2 separate regions of the Homo sapiens genome follow, and region 1 is linked to region 2. Evidence: read pairs that join two places in POLR2A ChIA-PET (ENCODE). Cell type or tissue: endothelial cell of umbilical vein. All regions are shown on one strand.

What was found. ChIA-PET counts read pairs that join two places held together with the same protein. Peaks named below come from ENCODE experiments on the same cell type or tissue, not always from the same donor. Only the 100,000 strongest peaks of a DNase experiment are listed, where the experiment ranks them.
Region 1: POLR2A ChIA-PET joins it to region 2 with 8 read pairs; 2 of 35 experiments call an interaction of 5 or more read pairs at or near these places.

Annotation. Positions count from the first base shown.
Region 1 is chr1:59,877,338-59,882,337 of GRCh38, forward strand. No RefSeq gene overlaps it. Among named protein-coding and RNA genes, the nearest start is that of CYP2J2, 47 kb to the right of the region's middle. In endothelial cell of umbilical vein, a CTCF peak has its summit at 2,397 (motif pointing right); DNase peaks (open chromatin) are centred at 2,444 and 2,844; H3K27ac peaks cover 601 bases.
Region 2 is chr1:58,690,333-58,695,332 of GRCh38, forward strand. It overlaps MYSM1 (Myb like, SWIRM and MPN domains 1), which reads right to left. Exons shown (of 20, transcript NM_001085487.3): 2 at 4,797-4,875; 3 at 2,529-2,599; 4 at 8-85. Among named protein-coding and RNA genes, the nearest start is that of MYSM1, 7.2 kb to the right of the region's middle. In endothelial cell of umbilical vein, no CTCF peak of the experiment used is centred here; no DNase peak of the experiment used is centred here.

The sequences.
Region 1 (5,000 bases), 1.2 Mb after region 2:
TTCTTCCTCTTTCTATCCTTTTCTCTGGTACTCTCATTATGCACCCGTTTTTACTTGGTGTCCCACATGTCTCCAAGGCTCTGCCCATTTTTCTTCATTCTCTCTTGATTCTGCTCCTCAGAATAGATCATCTCATTGATTTATCTTCAAGTGTATTGGTTCTTCCTCTGCCAGCTCAAATGTGCTGCTGAGTTCCTCTAGTGAATTTTTTGTTTCAGTTATTGTACTTTTCAAATCTAGAATTTCTAGTTAGTTGCTGTTTTCTATTTCTGACTCCTTATTGTGATTTTCTGTTCAGTGGAAAATCATTTTCATATTTAACTTAATTCTTTATCCAATAATTAATTCTTAGGCTCATAGAACATACTTAAAGCTTTTGTCTAGTAAATCCAATGCCTGGGCTTCTTCAGGGACTGTTTCCAGTAACTTCTTTTTATCCTGTCTATGAGCCATTGTTTTCTGTTTCTTCACATGATTCATAATTTTTTATTGGAAATTTGGCATTATAAGTAATATGTGGAAACTCTGGAAATCAGACCCCGCCCCACAGTGTATTATTGTTACTGTTATTGCCTTTTGTTTAGAGACTTGAACTAATTCTGTAAAAATTCCATTCTTCATCATGTGCAGCCACTGAATTCTGTGCTTTTTAAGCAAAGTATCCAGCTAATTTTGGACAGCGATTTCCTTGAATGTTTTGAAATAAGTCTCTCAGCCTTTCCCAAAGGGCTCTGCGTGTGTTTTGCATTATACCTTCAACACTCCAGCAGGTAGTTTACAGTTCTATTGTAACCTTAGTTTCTTGCTTACACAGACCCTCACAGTCAGCCAGAGATGAGAGATTCGAGTCTTTCCAGGTCTTTGCCTGGGTATGCATGTAGCCCTCACATGTGCATGGTCTTCTAGATTCCTAGGCATATGTTAGAGTGTTAGAAGCCCCGGTGGGCATCTCTATTTCCAGTTTATCCTTTTAATCCTCTGTTTTAATTCCAACTTGTATTGCTACCTTGGGTTACTGTAATGTTGCACAATTGTCACTGATTTTTTTTTTTTAACAAATGTCCTGTAGTGTGGTTTGCACAGAATCAGCGTTTAGTAAGGTAAAACAAAGACAAGTTCTGAGAATGGGGCTTTTCAGGGAACTGCCAGAGAGGTCATATAATGACAACTTTCTGGGAATGGGGCCTTTGGGGTGCTCCAAACCCATTCTGCTCCCTCCAGTGGCTGCTTGATCACGGGTATTCACAGCTACCATAATTGTGAGACTGTTGCTTTTAAGGATACTTGAGAGCTGGGGAGAGGAGAACCGGCATAGGGCAAGTTAAAACAGAGCTCCCTGTTTTTACTGAGAGCAGCTCTTCTTTTTTTAAACAAATGCTCAGGTTGTTTTGAGACTTTAATTTTCAGCATTCTGAAAATGTTGATTTTGATTATTTTTGCTCACGTTCTCAGTGCTTTTATGGAATGGATTTTTGGAGCTCCTTAAGTTACCATTTCAGAAGTTCTCGCCACAAGTCAGATTTTTGAAAGTAGGAGTGACCTCAGTAACCAGTATTTAAAGCCCACCTTTTCCAGAATGTGAAATTAAGAAATATAGAGGTTCATGGCTTGCTGCATGGCTACGGAAAATTTATGGCACACTGCAGCATTAATGTCACTTGGCTGCTTGCTCTCCCCTACCCCTCACCTCCACTGTGTGTCCAACAAACATTTCCTGAGCATCTGCTATGCATGAAACAGGTACTGAATGTGTGTGAACAAGACACAGTCACCTCTGAAAAGCTCATTTTAATTGGGAGATTATATGGAAATAGGAAATAAAACCTTTTAAATTAAATTCTCAGGGAATGGAGGAAGGAGCAACTAACCAAGAGTCAAGAAAAATGTCACTGGAGAGCTAACGTTTAGGCTGGCCTTTACAGGATGAATAGGAGTCTGCCAGGTATAATTAAACATTTCTTGCAGAAAAACTAGCTTCTGTAAAGACATGATGAAGGATCTGGCCTATTTAGGGAAGTAATAGTTCAGTACTTTGGCAGGAGAAGTACTAAGAGATGTAATTCAAAAGGTGAATAGATTTCACATCATAAAAATTACCATATGTCCACCTAAGGAGCATGCCCTTACATATGGCTATGCAGGCCCTACATCAGGGGTGTCCAATCTTTTCAATCTTTTGACTTCCCCAGGCCATGTTGGAAGAAGAAAAATTGTCTTTGGCCACACATAAAATACACTAATACTAACAACGATAGCTGATGAGCTAAAAAAAAAAAAAAAAAAAAAAAAAAAGAAAGAAAGAAAGAAAGAATCTCATGTTTCAAGAAAGTTGTCTAATTTGTGTTGGGCCGCATTCAAAGCCATCCTGGGCCGCTTGTGGACAAACTTACTCTACGTGATCCAACGCCAGAGGGCACCATTCACCTAGACTACAAGTGAATGGCAGCCTGGGGTTTTACAACATAGCAGCCATACTGAAGAATCTGTAATTTATCCTGTAGTCAGCAGGGAGAATATCTTGTTTTGTGGACACAGTGAGGAAAAGATCAAATTGCCTGGGGAAAAAAAAGGTCTAGAAATAAGTTCTCCAAATTGTATAATAGCATAACTGGATGCTTCTCTGAAATAACCATACAGCATTACTACTGTAATTGATGATTATCATGTCACTTTGATCTCATGTTTTCACAAGAAATACAATGCAGGTGTATCTGACAGCATAGGGTAAGTTATGCTGTAGTAATTTTGAAATTTTAGTTTAGTTTATAACAAAATAGGTTTATTTCTGACATCATACGTTCATCTTGAATAAGCTGTGACTCTGCTTCCTGTCTTTGTCACACTGGACAGACTCTTATCTAGAACACTGGTGGTCTCATGGCAGAGAGGAAACATGTTGCAATACTAGCCAGCTTTCAAGCACTTAGAAGTGGCTCGTGGAACTTTTGCTCTCATTTTATTGATCAAAGCCAATCACACGGCCATTCCTGAATTCATGAAGGTGGTTATACATAATCATCCCACAGGAAGGAGCACCACAAGGAGAGGCACCTCAGAGGGGGACAGTGGACTTTTGACCAGTTATATATTCCACCTCAGCAGGTGTTATTCTATTTTTCAGATTAGGAAATGATTTCAGGAAAGTAAAGTAACCTGTTTAATTCACAAGCAAAAGGTAATAAATGGTAAAAACCAGGAATGGAATTCAGGCCAGCTTAGCTACAAAGATCCGACCTCTAGTTCATCTGACTCCCAGTGCTACCCCGCTGAGTCTTTTAATGTTGTTTTGTGTGCATCAGAGCCCTGTGATGTCTTTGGACTTCAGATTATTTTGGCAAAGAGAAGCCTCTGTTCTGACCCTAATTGTTATAACCAACACCATCAATGACAGAGCCAGTCTCTGAAAGTGACCCTTTGCATTTGACCCTTTCTTCTTGCTTAGCTTAATTCCTTGTCTGTTTCAAAAGAAGAAAAGGTTCTTAGCTTTCCAGAGCAGAACAAATAGCTCATGGTGAATACACAAAAACTGTGTGACCCAGAAAGTACAAAATCTTCATCCAGGGCATCAGCCTGTTGTTGAGAAACAAGCGTGGGGAAATGGGCTAGGTGGCACCACTCCAGAAAGCCAGCTGGGACTGAAAGAGTGAGGTAAGACAGGAGCCTGTGCTCCTCCACTGCATTTCTGAAGGATTGTAATAGAAGTTAGCATGAGGGCTGTGAAATAGGTCATGGGGTGAGATGACAAGGACAGAGGGGTAGTGGCGGAGATCTGACTTCTGGTGATAGGTCCCACCTAACACCAACCCACAATGAATCCACTGATTTTGTTCATTAATTCACTATTAAACACTACCATGTTGCAGGCACTGTTCTTAATACTGTGGACTCAGAATTGAACAAGACAGATACTGCTCTTGCCCTCAGGGAGTGTAGTGTATTAGTTAACTATTGCTGTGTGAAAATGCACCTCAAACCTGAGTGGCTTAAAACAGTAACCATTTATTTAACTCACAAATCTCAGGTTGGAAATTTAGGCTGGCTCAGGCAGTTCTTGTCTGGGCTCACTCATGCAAGTGCATTCAACTTCCAAATTTGCTTGGATCCAACTCATCTCAAGTCCTTATGCACAGCTCTGGAGGCTGGCCAGCTATCAGCTAGGGCAATGTGATGGCAATGATGAAGCCACATGTTTCTTATCCTGCAGCAGAGTAAGGTGGACTTGTTTAAATGGTGGCAGGAGGGTCCCAGAAGAGCACGCAGAAGCACACACAGTCTCTTCAGCCCTGGGGTCAGCCAGGAAAGTCATTTCACCACCAGGCCAGCCCCAAGTAAAGGAGACTGTGAGTAGATGCTAGCTCGTGAGGAGAGAAGTTGTAAAGTCACATTTCAAGGGTTGTAGACACAATGAAGGGAGTTATTGTAGCCTCTTTTTACAGATATATATAACTCTCAGCCAGACTTAAGTTCCATGAAAAACACAACAGAGTGGAGAGACTTCTGTTTCATGCTGTGACAGTTAACTGGACTGGACTAGCCCTTCTACCACAAGAAAGACCAGAGAAGTGGACAAGGTAAATAAACTTTTCCAGATATTGGAAAGCTGAAAATGCAGAACTGTTTCCCAACAGAGAGGACCAAATGAAGTGAGCTCTACAATATCTGGCTTTCTCCCTGGAGCGATTTACTAGACTCCATTTCAAGAATCAGGGAAACAATCAGAACACAGTAATCTTGGTAAGATGAGAAAATAAATTGGACCTTAGGGTGACTGACATGGCTAGAATTTGTAGAATAGAGAAAGGTGGAAGCAACAGCAAGAAAGAGCTCCAGAAATCTTGAAAGAGATCAGCTGAATACCAACCTCTGCGGGTGTAGAGCGAGACTCCATGAGGTTGGGCAAAGGACATCTACTAGAGAGAAAACACCTACCAGAGAGCTATAAGCTTAATGATTGCCATAGCTTTTTAAAAATTATTTTTTATTATGTTACTTTAAGGTCT
Region 2 (5,000 bases):
ATTTTACCTCTTCATGTATTTTTTATCATCTTCCTTTTGATCAAGCCAGACTTTTTCCGGTTGTGATTTTTTAGATAAATAATATCTGTGTAACTATCAAGGAAACTTTTTAAACAATATTACAGTCATGTAATTTTTACATTACTTATACAAAACGTGTGCTACATAAATGTTATTAATAGTTCCCTTGTCTTCCCAATTAGAAGTGACTACAAGAAACAGCCTCCATGTTTAAATCAAGCTTGTCCAATCCTCTGCCTGCAGGCTACATGTGGCCCAGGACGGCTTCAAATGTGGCCCAACACAAATTCGTAAACTTTCTTAAAACACCATGAGATTATTTTGTGATTTTTTTTTTTTTTTTTGGCTCATCAGCTATCATTAGTGTATTTTATGTGGGGCCCAAGAAAATTCTTCTTCCAGTGTGGCCCAGGGAAGCCAAAAGACTGGACACCCTGGTTTAAATATTTTCTTCCAAAACATATGGAGAATGTAATAGGTAAACTTGGTTGGTTGTCCAAGGCAATTCGGGAATAATTTTCCACATTTCTAAAGCCAACAGAGAAGAATCCAAGGATCTTCTCTACCTTAATAAAAATTGCAAACATTTAGATCAAATCTACCAGAGAACTTCCCTCTTAAAGTTATTAGAACTAGCCTGATGAGGCCAGGCGCGGTGGCTCACACCTGTAATCCCAGCACTTTGGAAGGCCGAGGCAGGCGGATCACAAGGTTAGGAGATCGAGACCATCCTGGCTAACACGGTGAAACCCCATCTCTACTAAAAAACAGAAAAAATTAGCCAGGCGTGGTGGCGGGCGCCTGTAGTCCCAGCTACTCAGAAGGCTGAGGCAGGAGAATGGAGTGAACCTGGAAGGCGGAGCTTGCAGTGAGCCAAGTTTGAGCCACTGCACTCCAGCCTGGGCGACAGAGCGAGACTCCGTCTCAAAAAAAAAAAACAAAAACAAAAAACTAGCCTGATGAAGTACTTTAAGATTAGCCTGAGATATTCTTCACTTAACAAGTATTTATTGGCTATCTACTGCATATGTCAGGTACTATGCTAGGTATAGATGCTGAGAACAAAGATACTCTCATTATTTGTTTCCATATCTAGAAGTGAACCACTGACTACTTAAGTGTTTTATCTAGACAGTGGCCACCAACCACATGTGCATCGCTGGTTTCTGACCAGTGGAAACACTATTTGCATGAACTAGGATGTACTCTAAGTATAAAACACAGTGGATTTTGGCCGGGCGCAGTGGCTCACACCTGTAATCCCAGCACTTTGGGAGGCCGAAGCAGGTAGATCCCGAGGTCAGGAGTTCAAGACCAGCCTGGCCAACATGGTGAAACCCCATCTCTACTAAAGATACAAAAAATCAGCCAGGTGTGGTGGTGTGCGCCCATAATCCCAGCTACTCAGGAGGCTGAGGCAGGAGAATCGCTTGAACCAGGGAGGCAGAGGTTGCAGTGAGCCAAGATCGCACCATTGCACTCCAGCCTGGGTGACAAGGCGAGATTCCGTCTCAAAAAACAAACAAAACAAAACACAGTGGATTTCAAAGACTTAGTACAAAAATGTAAAATTATCTCATTAATGTTTTTATCTTGATTAAATGTTAAAATGAGAATATTTTAAATATTTTAGGTTATATAATATATAGTTAAAATTAATTTCCTTTGTGTTAAATGAGGATATCGGAAAATTTTAAATTATATGTGACTTTCTCTGAATAGCAATAATCTAGGCTATAACTGCAATGTCTGGGGAGAATTAGAGAATAAGAAAGCCTAAATGGGGTTAACCTATGATAATTAAAGGTACAGAGACACTCTAAAATCAACATGGCAATAAGTGGAAATAGTGGGAACAGAGAAATTCTGGCTTAGTAAGGAGAAATCCATAAAATGAAGATGAAGGAGATTAATAAACCACTACTTATTAGACTATGACTAGCTATCTTTATAAATCATAAAATCAGAAATCATTTCATTCAATCCTCTCCTTTTACATGTACGAAAACTGAGCTATAAATAAGGATCCACAAATGTAGGGAAAACATCTTCATTCTATAGTATTTGTTTTGTGCTTTTTATTTAGATTCCTCCCACGTAACACCTGTAAATTATGAAGTGAGAAGAACTTTTACATGTTCCAACTCTGTGCCCTTGGAAAATTAACATCTCTGGGTTTCAGCTTATATAACTTAAAAATGCAAGCTTGGACTTAAGGTTCAAAATGACTTAAATATTCTATCATTTCTACTCAATATTCAGATATCATAAACAGTTGGCTAGTGACAGAAACTCAAAATATGCAATCAGATCTCAGATGTTACAGTAAAACAGAACCTGAGGAAGAAAATGCTGCTTTTTGCATACATAGGTAACATGAAATTATATAATAGCAGTCTGGTGCTGTATAAAATCCATCTAGTAAACAGTGGCCTCTTGTAAATTTTGCATTTATAGATTTTTTTCACCCTGAAACCTGTACTTTCCTCATAATCATTAAAGGATACTCTTCTTCCAACAACATTTTCTCAATAACAGCTCTGTTCTCTTCACTGATGGTGTTATCCAAGGTCCAAGGCTATTAAAAAAGAGAATATATTTGTCTTTTTATTTATTGCTTTTTGAAATTATCTTCTGTTTTGGTAAAGAAAAATACATGTTATAATGATTATAAATGACAGTCACCATTTACTGAGCACACAGACATATTTTTGATTACCACAGTAACATTGAGATAGGCATTAATACTTTACAGAAGCAACCACAGCACTACTAGCATTTTAAGTGGAAGAGCAGAGACTTTACACCTGAGTCTGTTGGATTCCCAGGCTCATGCTCCTGCCCAGGATGAGGTAATAATCGCCATTCAAAAAAGGAATCATTTGTTAGGCATCAGACACTCTGTCAGACACTTAACCTCTTTCCAAAACTCACCACTAACTCTCCTTTTTCCTCAGTTACAATCTCCATGATCCTACTCATTTTCAACGCTCCAAGTTAAGTATTTTCAGCTCATATCTCTTCTTCAAGCTCTAGGCCATAATACCCAACAGCCCATCCGAGATTTCTACTTGGATATCTAATTGGCTTCTAGAACTTAACATATCTAAAACAGAACTCACCATCACTTATCTCCACCTGCTTCTCCCTCTGCATTCCCAACTCTACGAAAGGCACTATTACTCACTAAGTTATTCCATGTAGAAATTCAGGAATCATTGTGGATTCTTTCCTTTTCCTTTGATGCCCATATCCAATCTATCAACCAGTTCTACCTCCAAAATATAATTCAAATCTATCTACTCTATCTCTTCTGCTACTACCTCAGGCCAAGTCCCAATCATCAAATCTTGCTTCCATTACCGTGAATGTTTCCTAACTGGTCCCTTTAACTCCACTCTTACTTCCCTCCAATCTTTACCACAGTACCCAAAATTAATTTTATAAAAATAAATTTGCTAATCTCTATTAAATCTATATGAAATGTTTCAATGATGTCCCAGTTCCTTTAAAACAAAATGTAAACCCTTTAGCATAATCCGACTCATAAGTCCTGCATGACAGAACTCTAGCCTGCCTCTCCAACCTTGCCACATGCTGCCACTCCTTCCTTTCCCACCATATTCTAGACACTGGCCTTCAACCAGAGCTTCTGTAGTTGCTGTTCCTTCTGCCTATAATTTTATTTTAACTGTTCACATATCTACCCTTTTTCCCATCATTTTCAACTTAAATCTCACCTCCTCTGAGATTCCCTCACTGACAATTTAATCTAAACTAGGTTTCCCACTCTGGTACTCTCATTCAGCATCTTGCTTATTTCCTTCAAAATCTATTATTAGTTTGTCTACCTGTTTATTACTTAACTCCCTCTTAGAAAATAAACTTCTTGAGAGCAGGAACACGTCTGTCTTCATTGTAGTCGTATTCTCCAAGCCTGACCTACTGACTGGCACCGAGTAAGTACTCAATAAGTAACTACTACATGGCCGGGCGCGGTGGCTCACGCCTGTAATCCCACCACTTTGGGAGGCTGAGGCGGGCGGATCACGAGGTCAAGAGATCAAGGTCAGCTTGGCCAACATGGTGAAACCCCGCCTCTATGAAAAATACAAAAATTAGCTGGGCGGGGTGGCACACGCCTGTAGTCCCAGCTACTCGGGAGACTGAGGCAGGAGAATCACTTGAATGTGGGAGGCAGAGGTTGCAGTGAGCCGAGATCACGAAACTGCAGTTCAGCCTGGCGACAAAGAGACTGCATCTCAAAAAAAAAAAAAGTAACTACTACATGAAGAAATAAGCCCTGTGACAATCCCATTTTTTTTTTCTCTTTGAGACCGGGTCTCATTCTGTTGCCCAGGTTGGAGAGCAGTGGCACAATCAGAGCTCACTGCAATCTCAAACTCCTGGGCTCAAGGAATTCTCCTGCCTTGGCTTCTCAAAGCACTGGGATTATAGGCAGGAGCCACCTTGCCCACCTACCACTTTTTTAGGTGTAAAGAAACTGAAGTTCACAAATTTGAGAAGTGGTAGAGCAAAGACCTGTACCTAAATCTAGCTGGCTCCAAACCTGTTTCTCAACAGGCCATTTTTCAATGTCAAAAGAAAGAGGTTTCTATTTTTAAAGTAAAAAAAAATTCTAAATTTCTAAAAAAGAAAAATATTATATCTGTGATAGTTGAGAACTAGCACTAAGTTTAAAAAAAAAAAAAGAAGAAGCACTCTAGGCAATAAATAACAGCTTAATGCACCTGATATTTTTATAAAATACTTACAATAAGGCCATTCTCTGTTCTCCAAGATGAATCAAGATAGTGATCTTTTTGTAAAACTGATGCTGTATTTTCACCACTTCTGTAATAATTAAGAAAATGAGTATATAAGTGAAAATCATATTAGTTAATGAATGTAACTTACACAGCACAGAATCCAGCAGGTAGTAAGGGAACTAAGCAAATACTTAGTTCCCTTCTCCCCTT